Linked DNA regions of Mus musculus: all the other regions are linked to region 1. The links are chromatin loops, found by intact Hi-C in ENCODE. Cell type or tissue: left cerebral cortex. All regions are shown on one strand. Region 1 has its middle 68 kb from the start of Gm31552. Region 2 overlaps Gm31610 (a long non-coding RNA gene). Region 3 has its middle 200 kb from the start of Gm31552. Region 4 has its middle 160 kb from the start of Gm31466. Region 5 has its middle 130 kb from the start of Gm31552. Region 6 has its middle 71 kb from the start of Gm31610.

Region 1 (4,000 bases):
CATATTGGTGTAAAACATTGAAAAATGCCTCTTTGGTTACTTCAACTGGTTATGTTTGAACAGTTTTACTTAACTATTGTGCTCTCTCTCTCTCTCTCTCTCTCTCTCTCTCTCTCTCTCTCTCTCTCTGTGTGTGTGTGTGTGTGTGTGTGTGTGTGTGTGAGAGAGAGAGAGAGAGAGAGAGAGAGAGAGAGAGAATTATTTGTGTGAACAAATGCATGTGTGTATATGGCAGGTGAATGTGTGTGGAGGAACCAGAGAATAAGTTCAGCTGTTGTGCCTCAAGCATGGTTCATCTCTCAAAGGCCTGGAATTTAACAAGGAGGTGAGGATAGTCAGCTAGTGAGCCCCAGGTATCTGCCTGTCTCTGCCTTTCACAACTAAAATCATAAGCATTAACTACCACACCCAACTTCCTTACATGGGATCTGGCATTGAGCAATGATTTTCAGCATGTAGGCTGTATTTCCTGAAAATAAAAATAAAATAAATCACCCATGTTACTTGGAATGTGGTGTGAGGTTTTCTTCCATTTTAAGAGTCTCCCTAAATTACTTTATACATATAGCTTGATTATAAAGAATGATTTATATTGAGCTATATATGGATAATGCTCTTTAAAGATTTTAATATACCTCTAAAGATACAAAGCTTCATAAGAATGTTAAATTAGGAAAATATTAAAAATTGTAATAACGTAAAATAAGAGAGAGAGGAAATATTGATTCTTTAGATAAAATGGAAAACATTTAATGTCCTAAAAGGATACGCTTAATTACTCTTGGCCTAGTTATGTCACATTGAGCGAGAGTACTATAAATATACAGGTACTCAATAAATGTTATTTTTTCATTAACAATGTTCATTAAGTTACTTGTTATATATTATTTCTGACTGTAAAGTCAGTAAACATTTATTGTCATTTATTGTAATGACATACATAGTTCAATACCAATGATTATGTATAAGTTATTGCAGGAGATGGTAATAGTGACCTATGTGTGTCCAAAGAGCCTGGTTATCAAAGATCTCTTTTGGGAACCAATCTATATCTTCCCCAAACTATAATTTTTTAGCACTTCTAAATCACATAAAATTCTTTTTCCATTAGTTTATGAATAGGACTTTGTCGGCAAGGAGAGAATGTCAGGTCATAATATTTACTACCTAGTTTACTTTCCAGATTGTTTCTCTCAGTGGGGGCTGAAATGATGGCTTCCCTCTAACCCATCACCTTCTTTTGAACTTTAGGGGCATGTACGCACATGTTGTACACTAATAGACATACACACATAGATACATATAAATAAAAATTAAAATGATTTTTTTTTCTTAAAGAAGACTATAGTGTAGAGCCCAAACCTCATACAATTAAAGGCTTTGGGGCTGCTGAGATGGCTCATGGGGGAAGATAGCTTGTCATCAAGCCCAATAATCTAAGTTCTCTTTCTTTTATCTGCATTTTGGGATGAAAAAAACTGACTTTTGCAAGTTTTAATCTGTCATCCTCAAGTACAATGTGTTACACATGCCCCCTTTACACACACACACACACACACACACACACAGAGAGAGAGAGAGAGAGAGAGAGAGAGAGAGAGAGAGAGAGAGAGAGAAAGAGAGAGAGAGAGAGAGAGAGAGGAGAGAGAGTGTTAATATTTATATTATATGAAGCTAGAAGAAGCCAGTTTTCCAAAGATATTGTCAGCATGGCCCCCTAAAAACCACCCGAAGGGGCCAATTAGATAAACTTAAACCATCTTTACATCCTTATAATATAAATTTATTTCTAACTTTACTCATTAGTCAGGATATGGAGGGATAGTTTCTCTATAGATGCTTGGAAATTTACAGAATGACTGTGCTAAAAAGTACCAATATTGCAAAATGAATTTAAGGGGAAGGCTGTAGTTTAGTACAACATCGTTTAAATACCATACCTGAAACCTTGCCATTTTCCTGAATTCTAAAAGAATGACCTTCTGTATGTACAGCCTTCATACAGTTCAGAAGTGATCTCTTGGTGACAAACTCCCCTTCTACCATCTGTTAGCAGCTTACCTAGCACTGTAACTCCCATGACACAAGAAGCACAGCTTTCTCTCTCGGTGGACAGTGGTGTCGGAAACAGTTGCCTAATAAATATGCTGGACTTCTGGGGATCACTCCCCTTTCTGTTCTAATATTCTCTTATAACTCTCATCTACTTAAGTCTTATGAGCATTTTCCAGAGTCCTCCCCCTGCCCTAGACAGTTCTAAATATGTAGCACTTTCTCTATAATTTCACAAAGCTGAGTCATATAAATACTGCTGATTTGAAAATCTTTTGTATTGCAGTATTTTAAAATGTTGTCAGTAAACTGGGGTCAGTCTAATCTACTTCCCCAAAGGAGAGGGAATTTGAAGGGCAAGCCTGGATTTCTACTAGGAACATAAGACCTCAGGCTATCAAGAACTGGCTGTTTAGTCATAGCATGATGGGGTCAGTGGTCTTTTACATATTCTTGACATATTCTATTTTGGAAAGTGACATTAAAGGGTAAGACCCTGGCACAGAGCAATAATCTAGGCTCAGGAAGACATTTTGTTTTTAAGTTCCCAAAGGAAGGAGAAACAAAAATAAGGTAAAATAAGCAATATTTGAAGAAATATTTGCCAAGTGTTTCTAATTAAACAACAGAATTAAATTGTAGATTCAATCATCTCTATGCAACAAGTAAATATAAATGTAAAAAGATGTCATAGTCAAACTGCTAAGAAAAATACAAAATGTTACTAACTCTTCTTTAGAGTGGTAATAATTAACAATAGCAATACTGAGAACTAACTTTTCAATAGAGTATAATAGCCTGAACAGAGTATAGAAACAGCTTTTAAATGCAAAATAAACAAAGAAATACAAAAGCCAAAAATATATGTCCCCCTTGTTATTCACAGCTCAAATCATGTTAAAAATTAAGGAGAAAACAACTCCTTCAGATGGAACATGAAACTGCAAGAAGCAATGGCAAAATAAGAGAAAGTGTGTTGATTCTGTACTTACAGACTGATGGTCTGAGTAAGATAGGCCCTCATAGACTCATACATTGCAATACTTAGTTCACAGTTGTTGGACTACTGGCAAATATTAGAAGGTATGTGACTATGGGTCAGTACATAGCTTTCAAGCAGAAAATCTTGGTAGCTTCAGCCACCTGGCTCTGGCTTTACAGTCAAGAAGAAAAGGGCGCTTAGAAATCTTTCTCTTCATTTAAGTAAAGTCAATGACACCAGGCATTTGTCAAGGCAGTCACTACATGAAGAGTTTGAAAGGCCATTGCATGAAGCTGAGAAGGTGAAACCTGGACTTTGCTGGAGACCCTAAAATGTTGGAGATACCAGAGTCATAAAATACCTGCCAGTGCTAACAGCTCAAGAGATAAAAGTGTTTTTCAGTTCAACAAAGCTGAAAGGAGTTGGAGATCTGAAGAGCACTTTGACATCAGCTTGGAGATAGAGAATTTGGAGTTTGCTTTGGTCAAGCATTTTCTCTTTATGCACCTTTTCTTATTTGAAATGGTCGTGTACATTCTATGTCATGGTATGTTGGAAGAAAATGGTCTGTGTTTTCTTTTTTCCTTTTTTCTATTGTATATGTCCTTTATTTACATTTCAAATGATATATTGTCATTCCACACATAGAAAAAACCACTATATCACCCACTCCTTGTTTCTATGAGAGTGTTTCCCCACCCATACCCCCTCGCCACCCTCACATTCCCCTACACTGAGGTATTGAGCCTTCACAGGATCTAGGGCCTCTCTTCTCATTGATACCTGACAAGGCCATCCTCTGCTACAAGTGCAACTGGAACCATGGGGCCCTTCATGTATACTCCTTGGTTGGTGGCTTAGTTCCTGAGAACCCTGCGGACATGGGGTCAGGGGGAGGGGTTTGGCTAGTTGATATTATTGTTCTTCCTATGGGATTGCAAACCCATTCAGCTCCTTCAGTCCTTT
Region 2 (4,000 bases), 590 kb before region 1:
TTCTTACTGATTTCAGTTTTATCCTCTAGTGTCTCCCACTGAAAGAAAGTCATGAGGCCACATGACCCAGCACTGTGGGGCCAGAACTGGGCTTTGCTCTTCAGGGCTCCAAATTGTTCCCTTAAGTAAACTGAATTACACCACAAGCCGGTCTCATCACTGAAGGCTGCACAAGAGCTTCTTGTACCTTTTTAAAAGGCAGAAAGTGCCACATAGCCTTTCAAAGTGCTAACAGCCTGCTTCCTACAGCCATCTGCATTGGCAGACCCTGAGAAGCAGAGCAGGGCAGACCCAGATGGAGCAGAGCAGACCCGGGGGTGGGGGACAGTGTGTGGGAACTGGTGAAGGCAAATTCTGTCCACGTGGGAGCCAAGCCCAGTCCAAAGAGATTTCTATCACATGTTTTCTTTCCTTTGCCTGTGTTGACACATTTCTTTCTGAAAGCAGCCAGAGATTTTAATGGGTGTTTTCATAGAGTGAGTTCCTGACCCCTCCCGGTTCAACACTAGGGAGCTTTAAACAGGATGGAAAATGAACACAAACAGGAATATGTTGGGAAGATACAGTAGGGAAGAATTCTGTGGCTCCCTGTGCCAGTACAAATGCCTGCTTAATTAGAAAAATCAATCTTGGCTGTCCAGGTGACAGATAGGAATCCTCTTTTGGAGGTGAGAAAGTCCAGTCATGGTGAGATAATTTTTTCCCATTACTAAAGGCAGCCTAATGTATGTCTCTAAGCAGTTTGGCTTAGAAGAACTTGTTAAAAACCACCACATTCCTCCTCCCGTTAATTGAATCTTGGTGAAGCGGGGGAGGGAGAACGGGGCAGCTTGCATTAAAAAAAAAAAAAAAAAAAAAAAACCTCTTTAAAGATACCCAAGTTCTGAGAGATGATTTCATAACTGTTATCAAAGGAATGGCAGTGTTTTGATAAGGACCAGAATGGAAACTGTCTGTCCATGCTTATAAAACACTAACTTGAGAGGTTTTGCCTTGCTAGAGAAAATGATTGAAGATGTTGAGTCATCTGCTCTCTGTGACAGACTAGAGGTCTAGGATTCTCTCTGGATGGATAAGGAAACAGCAGCCCACAGGGCTGGTGCACTGGCAACCAAATCCGAATGAGTGTGCTTGCTTGGATGTCCTTTCTCAGGTGCCTTCTGCTTTTTGCTTGAGATGGGAGCACTCATTTGTCTAGTAATTTCCAAGTAGGCAAAACTAATTGTTCAGTGAGCTGGGTATCTACCTTCCACTATATCTCCTTTCACCATTCACTGCTGAAGTAAAAAATGTACACTCTACACCCATTTTATATGGTTTTCTTATATGGGTTCTGGGGATCTGCTTTGCCAGTTGATTCTGGGATTTCAGAGTTTAGCCTGATCACAGCTGCATGTATAGTGACTCCAAGAGCCAGAGAGTAAAGTTGTCTCTCCCCCAGGTCTCTCTGTATGTCCCAGACACCTCGTGGATTCTTTAAAGGAGGCTATGATGGCACCTGAGCTGGCTGTTTTCTTTCCTACTACAGTGTGGGTTTCTGTGACAGCCTTGGATCTCTTTGAGTAGTTGGTTTAAGCTCCATCCAAGACACAAGGTTCACAGCACGTGGCAGTGGAGCCATACTTTCCTGCTTCTGGACTGATTTGCCTCCAGTCTGAAATGTAAAACACCTGTTTTAGCTGTGGCTCCACTTCTGTTTTCTTGGTTTTATTTATTTATTTCTTGGGCTTCCATAATCCTGCCTTTGTAGCTTTTTCTCCCAGGGTGGTTTCTACTGAGGGTTCTTTCTGAGAGAAAAAGCCCCTAATAAAATGCCCAATGCAAAACTATCCTTTGAAGAAATTTAGAAAGCTCCTTGGCTTTAAAAAGAACAAATACAAACCAAACCTGGAAACAAACAGACCAATGCTTCCAAAAAGCCTACCCTCATTGCTTAGAAGGTCTTTCCATGGATTTTTTTTTGTTTCTTTGCCTTCAATATCTCAATTGTTCACTGTGATTCCAGTGATTCCAGGCCTTCCCCCAACCTACACTGGCCAAATATACTTGAGCTAAAGAAAAAAAAAATGTTCTCTGGTTTCATTGAAATCTTGCTAGTCAGTCGTCACGTGGATATTCACATGTGGATTCCATCTGTGGTGTTGAATCATTTCTGGAGAGCCCACAGCTGAGACGGAGCTCATTCATGACGTGAAGCCTGTGGTCCTTATCCCTCTCTATTTTAGGAAGCCAACTGAGTACAGACAGGAGAGGAAACTGGATACTGTCTACCAGGGAATGGTTGGTTAGATTATGAAGCATCTTAAGGTGTCTCTGTTTTCATTTTAGGCATTCGCTTCAGCTTAAAGCATTTATTATTTGATGATACAGGTTTTAAAATAAATCCTTGAAGCGGGACCCAGAGAAGATAGCAGCCTTTATTCAGTTACCCCCACCAAGGGGAGGTGGACGTATAGAAAATGTCTGGCTCTTAAAGGATCCGTGTGTTGTCTTCTTTGGGACACCCATGAGGTCTGGATGAGGTCTGAAGGTCAGTGGGGTGGTTTAAATGGAAAAGACAGAACGACAAAAGATGACCAGGATGACAGAGATTGTCCACGAAACACTGTGTATGTTTAAAGGAGCTAAAGGGATCTGCAACCCTATCGGTGGAACAACATTATGAACTAACCAGTACCCCGGAGCTCTTGTCTCTAGCTGCATATGTATCAAAAGATGGCCTAGTCGGCCATCACTGGAAAGAGAGGCCCATTGGACTTGCAAACTTTATATGCCCCAGTACAGGGGAACTCCAGGGCCAAAAAGTGGGAGTGGGTGGGTGGGTGGGGGGGAGGGTATAGGGGACTTTTGGGATAGCATTGGAAATGTAAATGAGGAAAATACCTAATTAAAAAAAAAGTGTAAAATTCCAAGGAGAAGAATACAACTCTGTGTGAGCACCGTGGACTTCTATCACTGCTTGTGTGGATGGAGCCAAAGGTTTGGGGAGAGTATGATGTTTCCTAAGCCAATATCAAAACTCCATTTCCTTAGTAACCCTGAGGAATCATCTAATGGTTCTTTCTGATGAAAGAAAATCTGAGACTTATCTTGTGTAGGAAATATTTGCTAACATCTCTAAAGCTGGCAGAAGACCCTTTTGTTAAATTGGAATTCTCTCCATCTGTGGTTCTCACCCTTACGTGTGTCTACCATATACTGCAAGCATGTACTACACACACACACACACACACACACACCCCAGATAAGTACTTCCAGATAATATTCATCAGTTTTCTGTTTACTCCTTAGTTGTAGCTTAACGATAGACTTCTGTTGAATTAAGTCATTCCAGGTAACAATTGTACATTTAAAGATTCAGACAACTTTTCTTTAGAGAATTTTGTTTCTTAAAACTTTGGTTGATATCACACTGACGAATGTAGGCTATTCCTGAAAAATAAAATGAGGGCTAAACAGCCCACAGCATCACCCATCTACAAAAAACACAGTCCTTCTTCCCTTCATCAATTACATTTATAGTTTTTTTGTGTGCCTAACTTGAAAAATTACAAAGGCAGCTCATGAGCATGCCATATGTTAAGTACAGTTATAGATGACATGTGATTTTATGTTTATTTCTTCAGTTACTCTCTTCTTAACACCAATGAATGTAGTAGCACAGATAACCCTGCACCGTCCTACAGATAAGCAGATATATTAGTAATCTATCTATCCATCCATCTATCTGCCTACCTACCTATCATCTGTCTGTCTGTCTAGATATAGATATAAGCAAAGAGATATTAGTGACATATTCAGTGCCATACAGAGACATTGATAGGGTTTGATTTACCATTACTGGGTTCGAAAGCCCCCTTTTCACTTATACTATACCACATTGTGTTTCTTAGTTACTTTTACAGACTATTTGTCTCTTTTGGCAAAATAAGTATAAGAAGTAAAGTCACTTATAGGGTCAAGTAGATCCATAAATAGCTACAACTGACAGATTTCACTG
Region 3 (4,000 bases), 130 kb before region 1:
CAGAAAACCACAAATAGAAAGAATGCAAAGATCAACAGATGATGGGTAGTTCACCCTAATGAGTTTGTGTGTGTGTATATGGCTCAGTAAACATTGAGGAAGAGGGAGGGGAAAGCATGTAAGAGGCAGAATATCAGGATGTGTGCTGGAAGCAGACTTTCTAGGAATGGAATAAATAAGAATGAATCAATGGCAATAACAATAGACATGCTAACATGGAAGGGAAATTTCATGGGATCTTACTCGTAAATCAATAACTACAGGCAACTAATGACTTCTGAGAAAAGTAGAACTAGCTGCTCCAAGAGATGAGCCTCCCTATAGGTTGTTCAAAAAAAGTTGTCAGGCTTGAAATCATGTGCATACATAAAACAAAAATGGACTTAGTATGCTATCTTTATGTATTCATACATGCATAGACACACACACACACACACACCACCACCACCACCACCACCACCACCACCACCACTAACAACAACAACAACAACAATGAAAGAAATAAACCTACCCATTTGTGAGTGGGAGTATTGAAAGAAGGGCCTATATGAACATAGTGGAGCACAGAAATGCCAAGTCTGCTTCAATAGCTCCTGAAACTTTTTATTATACATTTAAAAATTAAATACCTACATTTATTATTTGATAAAAAAATAAAAAAGAAAGAAGGGCCTAGAGAGAAAAGAGAAAGGGTGAGAGTGGCATAATTCTACTGTATGTAAAAATCTTAAGAAAGCAAAATATAAATAAAATAAATGAATTTTAAAACTCATAAAATAACTATCAGGGCTGGGAGTCTAATTCAATAGATACAGTACTTGTCTGTCTTATGGGAAACTTATGATTTATTGTCATAACCACAGACTAATTTTGTATCAAGTTGTTCTAAATACAAGATACTTTTTCTGAAGTCAAGTCTTCATGAAAGCCCCAGCTGCATAAGCTGCAGAAGAAATTCTATAGGGATGGTTTGTGTGAAACACAGGTGCTGAGAATTCTGAGTAGCTCTGTGTGCTTTTGAGAGACAGTTACAGAAAATGTCACACATTTGACATTGTGGAATCATGAACAGGAGTGCTGTGCCAAATCCATCAACTACATGATTGTGACTGCAAGAGACAGATCGTATCTCTGGAACCAAGTGCCAAAAAGAACAGAGGTCTACAAAAATAAAGCTGTTTTTCCAGGAAAAGATGAGCCATTTTTCTATCCTAAACTCATGATTTCAAATACAAACAGAAATGCTCATTTACACAGTAATTTGGAATCCTGCACATGTTCTCTCTATTCTTATTTCCTTACCATTTTTAACGGAGGGGTCTGAAGTGGGGGAGGGGTATTGAGACTTTAACAGGAAGTTCCAGACAGATTTTAAAGCAGTGACTACACAATTTAGGAGAGTAAATAATATATTTTATACAATGGAAATAGTTAATTTCTTAGGACGGATTTCCAGAATTCCCATCCAGCAATCCATGTGCAACATAATGTGAGGAGTATTTAAATACAATAAAATAATTTCAACAGGCATGAAATATGTTGACTTTCCTGTTTTTCTTGGAGCACACTCACTAACTAATACACTTTGCACCCATCACTTTTACTTTGTATCAAATACTTATTGTCTGAAGTGATAATGGGTAAGGGAACCACAGAATAGAGTATTGCTGTGAGCTCCTGATACATGGTGAATTGCTGTACACTCCATCATAGCACTGTTAGCCAAGATTCCTGTGTTCAGTGCAGAGCTCATTGCAGGAAGCACACACTGCCCCCACATTGCATTTTTGTCTAACAGACATTCTATAGAGGGTGATAAAAATGGAAGCCTTTCTTGTTTTGTTCAAAAAGAAGGGAAATGGAACATGATGGATATAGTTTTCATAATATCACTCTACAGGCATACTTTTAAGACTCATGTTTGAATGCCTGCTTATTATTTCTTTAGTGAAAATATATTAAGATAATAGACAATCTGAGACAAAAATGAAAAAGTATTTGCATATTTGTCTCAATTGTCAGAGATACAATTTTACTTCAGATAAAATTAAAATCTTCTGGGGTGGCTAGGTAGGTGGGTGGGGCAAAATCTATTTCATAAACATACTATAGATTAATCAAGAAAGAATGGATCAAAAAAAAGTATGATTTTTTCCCACAAAGCAGGATTAACAAAATAAGCAAGTCTGGATTTGTGATTACTTTAAAGCACATTCCTATTCAACACAGCAGGGAGGGGTTTGCTCCGTGGAGACATTTACATGAGCACTGTGAGAGAGCCTAGGTAGACATCATTCCCTACAGAAAACAAGGAGGACATGGCTATACAGAGACAAATGCATGTACAATTTGAAATTCTGAAAATGTAAAAATGTTTATAGTTATTCTTCATTGTCAATAGTACCAACATCTGCACATGCTAAAGACTGATATGGAATGTGATATTTGTCTCCAACCTATGCATACTCTTCTGCATGCTTTAAATCATTTCAACATTGCATATGATACCTATTTCAATGAAAATGCTGGGTGAATACACTGTTTAGTATAGGGATACTGGCCTGAAGATCATTTATTTTGTATTGTGTATGCACCATGAGTGAAAGTTATTTTCAAACCAGTTGCGAATTCCAAAGACTGAATACATACATACATTGACTGTGATTATTCAAAACAGCCTCAGGTGTTTGAACACTTGGTCCCCACTGGTAATGCTGTTTTAGAACCTTCAGGAGTTGTTGACTCACTGGAAGAAGAAAGTCACCATTGGGTTTGAAGCCTTTGGGATCTTTAGCCTAACCCACTTCTTTTTCACTCTGGTTCCTGAGGGCAGATGCAGTGTGACCAGGTCAGCTCTTGCTCATATTGCCATTTTTCCTGCCTATTATTTGCTAACCAGAGTCCCACAGTTTTATATATCTCTTCCATTTTTGGTCTAAATGTGACAGTTGTAGTAATTATAGAAAGTTTTGAAGTAAATTAACTCATTTAGCTTGATTACCCCTAACAGTGGCAAATCTCTAACAAAAATGAACCCTTTATCCTTCTATTCTACTTTGCCTGGTAAGTGGGTGGTGGGTTTTGACTCTTGAAAAGACAATCTCGACAGATTCCCCCACATACAAAAAAGAACCTTCACTTTCTAAAGCCACTCCTTTCCTTGTCAGTTTTTCATTATCCTGTTACTGCAGGCAAAATGTTATTGTGCATTGTGCAATTCAAATGCTGATTTCTAGGCCCCCATATCTGGTTGCAATTCTTATAAAGTATCACCTAATTCAATATTGTGCAAGCTTTGCTCTCCATTTATTCTGATTTGTCAATGAAAGCTGCTTAGTCATTGTCTGGGTAGGGGAGAAAATAGGGCAGGACTTCCTCCCAGCCAGGGGAGGAGCAGAAGAGAGAGGAAGTCGAGATAAGTCATGGGTAGAAGAGACCCCAAGAAAACACCTGGAGCAGATTAGTACTAAAATGCAAGTATCGCAGGGATTTTGGCTGGGAGATAGTCAGATTATTTTAGAGTATTAAAAAAGAGTAATACTTCCCAGTTGTTGTGCCTTAAAGTTTGATAAACAAATATAATAGTGCAGTCTCAATTGTATGGGAGGTAGAGAAAAAGGAAAACGATAAGAACTCTTATTAAAAAGCCATGAACATGGCCCTTTCATCACCATGTCTTCCTTGCCATGATGAAGTAACAATGCAGCTTGATGATAAACAAGAATAAATGTCTCTTTCCTTATATTGTTTCTTGTCAGTGGTTTGGTCTCAACAAGAAGAAAAGCAACACACACACACACACACACACACACACACACATATATATATATATATATATATAAAACACATACATACACACATGTATATATGTATATACATATGCACATACATGTAATACACCTAATATGTAATACACCTAGTCTTAAAAATTACCAGAACTTTAGTTAAATGGGATCTTCACAGCATTTGATCCTAAAGAATAGATATCCCAATGTTGTAA
Region 4 (4,000 bases), 230 kb after region 1:
CTTCAAGTCCCTGTATGATAAGTAAGGATTACCTTTCATCCTTTACAGATGGAATATTTGAAATGTAAAATAGCATATCCAAGGCTAGACAGGAACTCAGCACCATGATTAAATAAAAACTCTTGAGTTTTCAACAGCCATGCCTTGGCAGAGGGGTTTATCACATTGCCATTTTATAGAGAGAGCACAGAAACCCAGGAGGGGAATCCTTAAGAATAAACTAAGAATTTTAAAGCAACTTGAAAGTCTATTTAATGCAGGCTGAAGTTCATAGGAAATCAGCTGAATTCTCGCCACTCCTACCTGTAAGTAGCTAGCTGCAGACCAGCAATTTAGGTGACTTTGAATGACCTAAACAGATTGAGTGCTGACAGGAGTGGGCAAGACAAAAGGAAGTGGCAGGGGAGTTTTACATGCTGTCATCTGTGCCTCTAAAGAACACTCAGTCGTATTAGTGTAAGCAATATGTTTACTTATGTTGGACTGCTCTCTGCACTCTACACTGAGGATAGAATGTTGTGAACCACAGCAGAAATTTATAACTTACTTAAAGAAGTTGTCCATTCAGGTAGGTCTTTCTTGTTCACAACTGTCTGACTTGGGCACTGTCAGATCCTATGGTCCTGTGAATAAGCAGTTTGTTCTCTAAACCACTGAGCCATATCTCAAGCCACTGCCCCCACTCGCCAGATGGTTTAATGGACACGACATTGTGAACACATTCTTGCAGGAGAATCTCCCTCACCTTGTGAGGGAAGCAAAGTGGTTGGAGATTGTCATCTCTCTTTTCTTGGTGATGAAACAGAAGCTCACTGGCTTCTGTGGGTTTTCTAGAGTGCACAGTTGAGGGTAGTTGAAGCTAGATTGACTGCAAGACCCCCAGTAACAAGTATATCTTGTCTATATATGTAGCCGGCTTTATACAATTCACTAATTGTCCTGTCCTTGTCTCTGAGTTACAGAAAATTCGAATCAATCAAATGATGGGGAGATCTAGCCATCACTTGGCATTATTTCAGGACCGTTTTCAATCATCACAGTCATAACTACAGCCCAACTGAGAACCAACTGGAGTCTAAGAGCAGATTGTCTCATCGTTTCTAGATTTTTGTAGAAGCTACAACAATCATGCCATCTTAGCAGTGATTAGGTCATCAGAGTTAATAAGGGTTTAGGAATAGTCACTTTGACATATTCATTCTAGTACACTGTGCCAGGAAAAAGGAGTTTTATGATGTAATAGGAAATACAGGAGAAAGAGTAATAAGTACAGCATGACTTATTGCCAAGATGCTAATAAGTGACAATTCTATAGGTACCCTGATAATATGTTATGAAATTATCTATAGTCAAACCACAGGTTATTAAGAGAAAAATCAAGAAAGAAAATAAAGCCAGTTTTGTAGGCAATGATTTTTATTATGTATAATGCTGGCAGGAAAAAAAAAAGTAATAGAAAATGCTGTAAGCAGCAGTTGTGAGAAAGAGCTGAAAAATTGTAAAGGACTTTGATCTCCTTCTGAGTTGCCCATCAAAGAAGGAAAGATCTGCCATGACCCTGTCATTCCAGGCAGATGACTGACTTATAGCTCAGGTGTGGTTTGCATGCTGAGAGCGGCTAGGGCTACAAGCAGCTTGCCAGGCTCTATATATAGGGATGACCTCACCTCTCCTGAAACATAGCAGCTGTTCACCATTTGTGCCATTTGCTGCAAAGGCTTAGTCCATAGCTAATTGAGCACTTCAGTCCTGCAGAGATAGGGGCCTGGGAAATATTTACATGAGATAGATACCTTTATCCAGATGGAAGCTGGCTAGGACAAGATAAGAATATTTATCTCAGAGGACTGTCAGTGCATCTTGACAGGAGTTAGGGGCTGCCTGGGGAGGGGGAAGGAGAGAGATGCCTGCTGCTCATTCAAGAGAAGAGGGAGAACAAGAAACATCAAAATTGTACTGCTGCTGCCTTCTCTCCAAGCAAACTAAACAGAGCCCTCCCTCTGTGAAAACAGTCTGTATTGTTATGATGTCAACTCATCAGGAAGGCTTTTAGAATTTCCCTAGCAAGATAACCACCTCCTTAACTTCTGGATTTCCTGGCCTAGAATTGATTGACAGTTATAGGATCACCAGCAATTCCATAACATTTCTTTTCCCAGGATCTAATAATCTTGCTGGAGGAAACAAGCATCTATAATATCTGGTTGGCCCGGAAGCACTTATCCTAGTTTGATTATTAATGATTTCTGTCAATAGGAAAACCCCCACTGTTCATGGGGTCTCGTTCTTCCCATCTGTAAATTTCAGATATTATCAGATTTAACTTCGGGTTTGCTTCCAGCTTTGAGGGAAAATCCATGAGTTTCATGAAAGTCACTCCCTTCTCAGAGCTTACAAGACATAAAATGCAATGGTCCAAAATAGTAAAAAGATCATTCTGATGTGATTAGTTTGGATGAATATAACATATCCTTGTTATTTTCAGTTTTGAAAATGAGCAGAAACACAGAAAATATGTGGATTGTCCACTTGAAACAAATTAGCAGACTAGTTTAAAGTAAGAGACTATATATAGTGTCACTTATGAATAGATCCGAATATGATCCAGTTACTCTTCTGATTGTGTCCTTCATTTGAGCTCAGAAAAGACATGTCAAGATGAGGAAGTATAAGTGTTGGGCCAGGAATGTATTTGGATTTAAAAATTTAGAATCAAATGTATATATAATATTTGTCCTTCAGGGTCACAGCTTCAATATGAGTAACCAATGCTGACTACACAAGACAGTGAAATCCTCATCAGGCCATTCAATTACTGTCTAGGAAAAAGGAGCAAAGTCAGGAAAGGCTCTGCAGTAACAGTTTTGAGATATTTAGGTTAAAAAACTAGGGGATGGGGCTAAAAACTAGAGTGGAGAAGAGTATAAAGAACATCCTCGGAAGGTTCGGGAAACAGGAAATGGGATGTGAGATATAGAGTCTGGAGTGCTTTGAGCCATGGGTGCAGTAGACACACACGGAAAGGGCTGCATCACCCAGATGGAGAAGTCAATGCTAGGTGTGTGAGAGATTCTTCCACTCGTTGATGGTGAAAGGTGCTAATATACACATGGAAAGCCACTGGACCAGTCAGCACGTGTGTAGGGCACGATGTTCATGCCAGCAGACGAGCATAAGAACTGGTAAAGTGGAGCTTGCTCAAACACTGGGACTCTTGGAGCTCTGAAATGGTAGGAGTGGAATATTCCCTCCCTGCCTCTAATGCCTGCTCTGGAGCAGGTAACCATGACACTCAACCAAGATGACCACAGGCACTCAGTCACATAGCATAGCATAGGACATGGAAAGCTTCTCAATACAAATGAGGTATCTCAGTAGCCTTAGCCTTCAGCTAATGACCTTCCATTCCTGGATATTCTCATGCCCTTTCTCAAAATTATATAATTCTTGGTTCATCATGAATAAAGTCTGTGCATCCAAATCCACGCCAAATAAAGCAATATGAACAAGCAAAGATTGTCTCCGAGAGCTGCTTTATTAGAGATCCCGACAGGGAAGGCCTTCACCTAAAAGAGGCCTTCACTGCAACACTAAGACTCCCAAAGAAGGCTTTCTCTCTTGTCCCACCCCTCCATCCCTCATTTCTAACTTGGTCTGGATCCTCCGCATACTGGACTTAGCTTTCCTCCTTCCAGCCTGGCATGCAGCCATATATGACACACCAAGAAGAAACCTGGACACGTGGACTGGGACCCCTCTGGGACTTTGCCCAGTCTTCTCAGAGCTGGTGTACCTGTGGCATCCAGGTTCCCCAACAGAGGAGAGGCCAAATTTAGGGCCAGAGGCATGCATAGCACATTTCTGTTTTACCTCTTCAATATTCTTTTTAAGAATCTGTAAATTCACCAGGCAGTGGTGGCGCACACCTTTAATTCCAGCATTTGGGAGGGAGAGGCATGTAGATTTCGGAGTTCGAGGCCAGCCTGGTCTATAGAGTAAG
Region 5 (4,000 bases), 190 kb after region 1:
CCTGTCTAGAAAACAAGCAAACAAACAAAGAAAATGCAAGGAGGTCTTTTGTGACTACAAATAAAAGTAATTTAAGTTTGGAAATTAGCTGTTATTCCAACACTATGCCTATGGAACAGAAGTTCTCAACCTGTGGGTCATTATTTCTTTGGTGTCACATATCAGATATCCTGAATAGCAGATATTTATATCATAATCATAACAGTAGTAAAATTATACTTCTGAAGTAGCAATGAAATAATTTTATGGTTGGGGACACCACAAGGGAAGTTGAGGACAGGACGATTGCTATGGAGTATCATTAATCCCATATCATAAAAAACAAATCCTCCTGCACAATTCTTGTTCGTTGTTCAGTTGTATTATTGTATCACTAACAAATATTAAGAAGTGTTGTGCCCACATATGTCAATGTAAGAAACCGGGATGTGCACTGGCAAGAGGGATAATTTCTGAATTCCACTATTAGATGAGCAGCACCCAGGACTAGTTAGCCCAAAGCTTCCATTTCTTGGGGTTCATGCCACTTAATCAGTAGTTGGTGTTTTATGTGCTAAGTCTTTCTAGAAGCTTCAGAAGAATATCCTAATAATGAAATAAAAAACTTAACTTAGTCTTCTAGAAAGAAAATGCAGTTTCGTACTGGTGTTGAAGCTCATACCGTTCCCATAAAACAGAAACAAATCCAACAACTGTTTGATTGTGTCTGGAGGATAAGAGAGGGATGTAGAGGTCAGTGAATTATAAAACTATCTGTATTGGACTGATCCTTCTTATCAACTCACAGACTCAATGGATCTAAGGATATGTACTGAAAGGAACTTGAGATTAGCATTTTGTTTAAGAGTAGAGAGGAGTAATATGTGTGAAAGTGACTATACCTAAATCTATTGATAGTCTACTAGAAGAGGGAAGGGAAATCGCTCCATGATTCAACCAATCTTTGACGTTCTAAAGCCATAATCAAGAACTTAAAAAGAGTCAGAAGCAAATTATTTCTTGTGATCTGAGCTGAAATGGGAAAGGATCCATTACCTGTTTTTTTCACTGTACCCCCACATATGGTGAGGAAACTATCTTTCAGCCATACCTACAATGGAGCTTTTCACAGATGAGTGTGAAAGTTGGAGCTTTGTGGAACCATATCTTTCCTTCCACCTTTACCAAGTGTATTAGTTATTTTTCTGTTGAAATAATCTTCTTTGACAAAAAAGACTTAGGGACCAGGGGGTTTACTTTGGCTTATATCCCAGTAGGAATGGAGTACACCTGCAGGGAAGGCACAGCAGCAGGCAGGCATAAAAGCAAGAGCAAGAAGCTGGCAGGTAAAATTTTATCCCCCACATAGAAAGCAGAGCAAAACCAGAAAGTGGGGCCATGCTATACCCCAGTTTCCTGAAGGTTCTGTAACCTCTTCAAATATCCCTAAAGTAAGGACTTTGTGTAGAAAATCAATAGCCTATCAGGGCTGTTTCTGAGCCAAACTACCACATATCCGGCTCTGGGGTCAAACTCAGGTCCTCGGGTTTGCCTGGGAAGTGTTTTATGGGTTGAGTTATCTGGATATATCCAGAAGTAGAACCTTTCAACTTGGGCCCTAGAGGTCATTAATTATATCACTTTCTCCAAGGACTAAGATTTCAATGAAAATGCACCTGTCAAAAGCTCAGTAGCTGCTGGTTCTAAAAAAAAAACCAACCAACCAACCAAACAAACAAACAAAAACTACTATGACACCTATTTATCCTTTCTCTCATTTTTAGAGGCCAAATTTCACTCATTTCCATGATAGGAGAGTGCATCCCATTGTAGACTACACTATCACTAGGAAGTTGGCCCTTGACTGTATAAAGAAGCTAGTGAAGCATGAATATAAGAGGGCTAGAGAGTGAGCCAGCAAGCAGCAGCCCTCTAAGGTTTCTGCTTCCAAGTTCTTGCCTTGAGTTCCTGTCCTGACTTCTTAGAATGAAAGACTGTAACGTATAATACAAAATTTCCTCCTCAAGTTGTTTCTGGTCACAGTGCTTTGTCATAGCACAATAGAGCAAGTATAGAAGACAAGAATATTTAATCTCCTCTGAGCACATAGTCTGCCAAACTTCAGCTTGATCCTGGAACATACTAAGCCAGCTATGGCTTTTAGGACTAACCCAGGCTCTTTTTAAATTCTATGGAAATGTGAGCTGATCTTTCCATTCTAAATTGGCTAGGACAAAGTAAAGATCATTCTGAAGGAGGCAATTTTACAAGAATATCTCACAATTTAACTTCCATGGCAATTTAAAGCAATGGTGTGGGGGCGGGACCAGCAGCAAGATGGTGGAATAATTGCTTATTCAAACAGGGTGTGAAAAGCTGAACAGCTCCCTGTGCACAGTTTTAACCTCCACATGCTTCCAAAACTGCCTCTTTATTCAGCAAAAGTATTTCCAACATCCATGAATAGTTACTTTGAAAGTGAATACTGTCATGACAGGTTAGAAAAAGCTATAAGCATAATAACACACACACACGGGCACGCACACACGCACGCACGCATGCACGCACACATACATACATACATACATACATACATACATATTTATATTCTCTAAGCCAGTCTTACACGCGTTCGCGACCGGCCAGGAAAGACGCAACAAACCAGAATCTTCTGCGGCAAAACTTTATTGCTTACATCTTCAGGAGCAAGAGTGCAAGCCCCAAGCCCAAAACGAAAGCGAAACCCCGTCCCTCTTAAGGAGAGTTATCCTTCGCCTAGGACGTATCACTCCCTGATTGGCTGCAGCCCATGGCCGAGTTGTAGTCACGGGGAAGGCAGAGCACATGGGGTGGAGAACTACCTTTGGCACATGTGCAGATTATTTGTTTACCACTTAGAACACAGCTGTCAGCGCCATCTTGTAACGGCGAATGTGGGGGCGGCTTCCCACAGTTCCCCCTTTTCTATTAATAAAAGCAATAGGCCACCCATATTAATGAGAGTGGAGATAGAGGTCAAATCCCCAGTGTGCAGGTAAAGGAGCCGTACACATAACCTCCTTCCAGGCTCATCACCTAGAGGGGTCCTGGTCTGGTCCCGTGTTGTTTTTCCTGGAGGAAGGACACTTGAACACTCAACCTTCTTGAAAAATGACATGTCTCCCTAGAATAGGCTCATATATGCCGCAGAGCCCTTCTACTGCAGTGCTTAGCCGTGCAACTCTCTCGGGCTGCTGAAGCACACTCACTCTATCCCGTGCAATGAGACTAGCCTCGTGGGGTGCAAGAGCTGAATGGCCAGCGACCTATTGCTTAAGCATAGATATATCAGGGGGAGCACCATGTTCTAAAGCTGCAAGCGCCTGGGCAATAACCACCTTGTCTCTCCTAAGTTTGGGCCTTAAGCTTACAGACCAACCAAAGAAGCAACACTAATCCACAGCAAAGTGTATCTCCAAATAATATCAATCCCACCCATTCTTTAAAGAAGGAAAATGCTGAGGAGATCCAATTGGGTAATCCTTTGGTCAGGGACAGGTCCAAGCGCGTGGAGTTGACCTGAAGTCTCAATTCCCGAAGGGTCTGTTCAAATTCAGCCGTCCAATTCTGTAACATATACTGAGAAAGACTTTTTGACAAATTAGCTGCCCTAGTAAATTTCTCATACTGAATGGAAGTAACACACAATCCCGGAAACTTTTGTTCACATCCCAGCTGAGCTATTTGCCATAATACATCTAGTTGTTTCTGGACAAGATCTATGAGTTGATTAACCAGCATGAGACCACCCTGTATCTTGACATTAGCTGAGGCCTGTTTATCTATGACTGTAGTCACTGAGGCTGACAAAGTGTTAATGGTGTCAGTCGTCTGGACCTGTCCAGACAGAGCCAAGGCTGTCTGAATCAAGGCCAAACCCAGTTCCTAGTTAGTGGTAAAAAAGCAGGGGAATACTTGAGCATTATACATCACCGGCATTGGGAGTGGAAATGTCGACATTATCCCCCAACGCTGCTCTCTC
Region 6 (4,000 bases), 670 kb before region 1:
TGAACTAGATTTGTTAGTGTATAGGCTGTGATCTTAAAGGCTAGTAATGGTGACTTCTGAGAAACTTCAGAAGTCATCTTCGTATGCAAACTGTCCATCTTCTTTGGAGTAAGTCAAACCCTAGATATCCGACTCACAAATCCTTGCTTTTCCTATGACACACAGCTGGGAAAGCATCTCCCATCATCCTCAGTAAAGCGATGAACATGCTAGATTCACTTTTGTGTTTCCTATTATATCCTATTATTATTGACATCACTTTTATTTTTAAAACTTTTACATTTATTTGTGTGTGTATGTGTGTGTGTGTGTGTAAACATACCATGGTGCACATGTAAGGTCAGAGTACAGCTTATGGAAGTTGGTTCTCTCCTTTTACTATGTAAGTTCCTGGAATTGAACTTAGTCATAAGGTTTGGCTTCAAGTACTCTTATTTACTGAACCATCTCAGTTGCTTTTATTATTTCTTCTTATTCTCCTCCTCTTCTTCACTCTCTTTAGCTTCTCTTCAACTACTGAGTAAGTTATGAGACTTTTATTTTTAATTTTTTTTGAGATAGCATCTTGTCATCCAGGTTGGCCTCAAGTTTTCTGCTTAGCCAATGGTGGCTTTGGATTTCTGTACCTCTCAAATGCTGGGATCACATGAGCATGACCATGTTCAGCTTTCTGAACTTGTAAAATACACTTCTGGTCATAGAAGCTGGAATAGACGTTGACATCTATAACTGTGTTCTTTCCTCCCTCCCTCTTTCTCTCCCTCTCAACTTCCTCCTTCTTTCCATTAAAAAAAACAAAAAGAAAAAAAAAACCTATTCCTTTTCTTTCTAAAAGCACTAAACAGTCCTGCCTATGTCTTCTTATTTGTGTACAGGTTCAAAGTTCCTCTGAAGGGCAGTTGTGCTCTATATTAAATACTTAAAGCCGGGAGAATTGGTTGTGGCTGACTGTTACAGAGAAGCAGTCTATCTTGGAGGGGAAGGCATTGCTCCTAAGCAGCTTAGTCCATGGGGCAGGTCAGCAAGCAGCAGTGGGGTGAGTGATGCCCCCGCCCAGCTGGCTTATTCCTTTTGCTCTTTTTATTCATTCCACAATTTAACCCCCTGGGATGACATTCAGCATGGGACTCCCTCTTCAATTAATTATCTCTGGAAACACCTTACAGCTGCACTCACAAGAGTGCCATCCAGGTGACTCTAAGGCCAGTCAAGTTGAAAATGAGGACTAACTCTCAGTAGTAGGCTTTGTGGTTCATATGGAATGTAAGTAGCTCAACTGGCTCACTTCTAGAAAGCCATATTTCACTTTAGGACTGGCCAAAGTAAATGGTGTATTCTGTATTCCCAGCATACTTTCAGCATATGTTTAAAAGACAAGTGTTGTAGCACCTCCACATCTCAGTGTGCCTGAGTTCAAAGGCAAGGAAGTATTAGAACAAAGTCCTTTTCGATGGTGGAAATTTCAACATAGTAAGAAATGGTAGGAGTGTGGTCTATGTGTGAGTGTCTCTCATCTAGCCTTATCATGTCACACCTCTTTATTTATGCACTTATTTATTAATTTGGTTATTTTGAACAATCACAGTGCAAGACATTATTTAGACACTGAGAAAAACACACAGATAGCTCAGTGCCCATCTAATTTCTGTTTCAGCAGACTGCTTTTCTTGGGACTCAGACGATACAAGGAGAGATTCTCAGCCTAGCCTCCCTCTTGGGAGGTTCCTTTGCACTAAGAAGTCCATCTGGGGAGCAGGATAAAACTTTAAGAGAAATAGGTATCATTCATGTTTATCCATAGTTACATCTTCGCCTATGTGGCTAAAGGATGGTCCAACCTATCTGTGCAGCCCATATAGAGTATTGCCTGTGTACAGGCAAACTTGCTAGGCATCCCTGAGTCAGGAAGATGGTGTGCTTATCAGGCTTTATCTCCATGCTTCCACACTGCCTGGGACTCCAAGGGTAATGGGATCTACAGAAGACTTGGTGCTCATTCCTGACCCACACGTTTCTGCTCCACCTTCACTATGCTTCTAAGTTGTTCTCAAGGCAAAATATCCTTCTGAGTTATTGCAATGATTTTATCCGAAGGACAGAGTTCATTTCATCTGTACTCTGGGTCCTAAAACTAGCAAAGTGCCTTGTGCCTTCCTTTGTGGAATAAATTAATAACGCAGAGGTATACGGAGGGGGTGCAGAGTGATGCTAAAATGAATCCCCTTCATTTTATAACTCTGTCCTTCTGTTCTCAGCCATAAATAAACTTGGACCTTGGAAGATACAGAGATATAGCAAAGATGGATGAGTAACAAGGGAAATACTCCCTCTAACTCAGATTCTGTGTTAGCTTCTGTTAGCTTCTCACGAAGCAATGAACTAAGTACTGCTTGGTGCTCTTCAGCCGTGTCTGACAAGGTGAGACAAACAAGGTGCTGGGAAGATCACTCTTTTGGTAAAATGCTTGCCTAACAAGTGTGGGGGCCTAGTTTTATCCTTAGAACCCACATTTTAAAAGGCAGATATGGTAGCACAGCCTTGTAATTCAATTGCTGGGGAGGAGGACACAGGTTGCTGGAGCTTTTTCTACAACCAGACTAGGTTTTCGGCAACCTCCAGGTTCAGTGAAAGATTCTAGCTCAAAAATAGAGTAGATGACTCCTCAGGAATGATACCTGAGGTTGACCTATATGTTTCACATGCATGTGCACACATGTGAATAAACAACTGCACAGCATAGCCAGAAAGTTGTGTATAAAAATATAGTATAGGAATAGAAAGCCTTTCAAGGTCCCAAGGAGGGAAGTTTGATTAATTACACACACATATACTTTGAGAGTCAAAATAATTAAAATTATTATTGTTGTTGTTGTGTGAGTATATGATGTATGTATGACAGATGGAGTGAGGAGACTGTTCATGTGACAGAATGCATTCAAAGGTCAAAGAGAAACTTGGTAGAGCTAATCACTCTTTTTTTTTTTTCATTTTGTGGCTTCTAGGGATTGAACTCATGTCAACCCGGTTGTACCCTTTTGTTGCATCTTTGTGCTGGCCTGTTTTTGAGTGAACACTAATTTTCTTATGGGAATGGGTGTCCATGAAGTTCAGGATGTGTGGTGTTTGGCAGAGGCACATGTGCTATAGGCTTGAGCATCACTGAGCTGTTAGCTGGGAGACAATGCAGGGGACCAGGGGAGAGATAAGGCTCTTTTTTCTGTTACCCATCTCTGAGGCTGGTACTTTTCATGTGCCTGGCTGACTCATTAAATAAAGAGCCCTGAGAGAACAAAAGCTTGTGCCCTGAGTTCTGTTATGTCTTTCTTTCTCCATTTTGTTTGCAACCTTAAAAGAATTTATTTTGTTTCATCATTTAGAAATTTGTACTTTGTGTTGTTTCTTTTGTATATTTTCATTTTGATTCCAACTGGTTAATTCTGACCTCTCCTCTGCATTATGTCCACCAGTTTCCAGCTTGCATAGATGATATGCTTTCTCTTGTTTATACAACCTCCCCCTATTTATTTATTTATTGTGTGTGCATGGTGTATGCATATTTGTGTGTGTGTGTGTAGGGGGGGACAAGGGGTGTGTGTATGCGCACGCCAGAAGACAAGTTTTGGAAGTCAGTTCTCTGCTTACACATGTAGGTTTCAGGGAACAAACTCAGGCCATAAGGCTAGTCATATTGCCCATCCCAAATTTCCACACATATCACATACCAGTTCACTGCTTATAGTTTCTTGCTTTATAATTGTTCCTGGTTCAAGTTACACCAGATCAGAGAAATATGACTACAACACACTTCATTAAGCTATAAACATGACAGGGGTCATTCTCTGTGAGAACATCAGGGTCAGACACAGGGGGAGAATCATATGTGTCTTAGAGACAGATAAAAGATATTTTGGAATCTGCCTCTCTATTCCATAGAGGTCAGTGTCATAACTGGGAAAGGGGAGTCCCTTCCATTGCAATCTAATTTGGTCAAAACTTGGCA

Evidence for each region. Hi-C counts contacts between places; a loop is a spot of excess contacts. Peaks named below come from ENCODE experiments on the same cell type or tissue, not always from the same donor. Only the 100,000 strongest peaks of a DNase experiment are listed, where the experiment ranks them.
Region 2: a loop joins it to region 1, with 3 times the contacts of the local background. A loop is called at or near these places in 2 of 42 quality-filtered maps.
Region 3: a loop joins it to region 1, with 2.5 times the contacts of the local background. A loop is called at or near these places in 2 of 42 quality-filtered maps.
Region 4: it touches region 1 in a loop (2.5-fold over the local background); 2 of 42 quality-filtered maps call a loop at or near these places.
Region 5: a loop joins it to region 1, with 3.0 times the contacts of the local background. A loop is called at or near these places in 2 of 42 quality-filtered maps.
Region 6: it touches region 1 in a loop (4-fold over the local background); 3 of 42 quality-filtered maps call a loop at or near these places.

The regions. Positions count from the first base shown.
Region 1 is chr3:20,888,574-20,892,573 of GRCm38, reverse strand. No RefSeq gene overlaps it. Among named protein-coding and RNA genes, the nearest start is that of Gm31552, 68 kb to the right of the region's middle. In left cerebral cortex, no CTCF peak of the experiment used is centred here; a DNase peak (open chromatin) is centred at 2,175; H3K27ac peaks cover 30 bases.
Region 2 is chr3:21,475,693-21,479,692 of GRCm38, reverse strand. All of the region lies in intron 1 of Gm31610 (a long non-coding RNA gene), which reads left to right. Among named protein-coding and RNA genes, the nearest start is that of Gm31610, 12 kb to the left of the region's middle. In left cerebral cortex, no CTCF peak of the experiment used is centred here; DNase peaks (open chromatin) are centred at 304, 1,049 and 2,139; H3K27ac peaks cover 1,920 bases.
Region 3 is chr3:21,018,242-21,022,241 of GRCm38, reverse strand. No RefSeq gene overlaps it. Among named protein-coding and RNA genes, the nearest start is that of Gm31552, 200 kb to the right of the region's middle. In left cerebral cortex, no CTCF peak of the experiment used is centred here; DNase peaks (open chromatin) are centred at 1,087, 1,744 and 2,228; H3K27ac peaks cover 1,918 bases.
Region 4 is chr3:20,659,755-20,663,754 of GRCm38, reverse strand. No RefSeq gene overlaps it. Among named protein-coding and RNA genes, the nearest start is that of Gm31466, 160 kb to the right of the region's middle. In left cerebral cortex, no CTCF peak of the experiment used is centred here; DNase peaks (open chromatin) are centred at 1,686 and 1,969; H3K27ac peaks cover 693 bases.
Region 5 is chr3:20,693,833-20,697,832 of GRCm38, reverse strand. No RefSeq gene overlaps it. Among named protein-coding and RNA genes, the nearest start is that of Gm31552, 130 kb to the left of the region's middle. In left cerebral cortex, no CTCF peak of the experiment used is centred here; a DNase peak (open chromatin) is centred at 2,306; H3K27ac peaks cover 1,461 bases.
Region 6 is chr3:21,558,657-21,562,656 of GRCm38, reverse strand. No RefSeq gene overlaps it. Among named protein-coding and RNA genes, the nearest start is that of Gm31610, 71 kb to the right of the region's middle. In left cerebral cortex, no CTCF peak of the experiment used is centred here; a DNase peak (open chromatin) is centred at 2,231.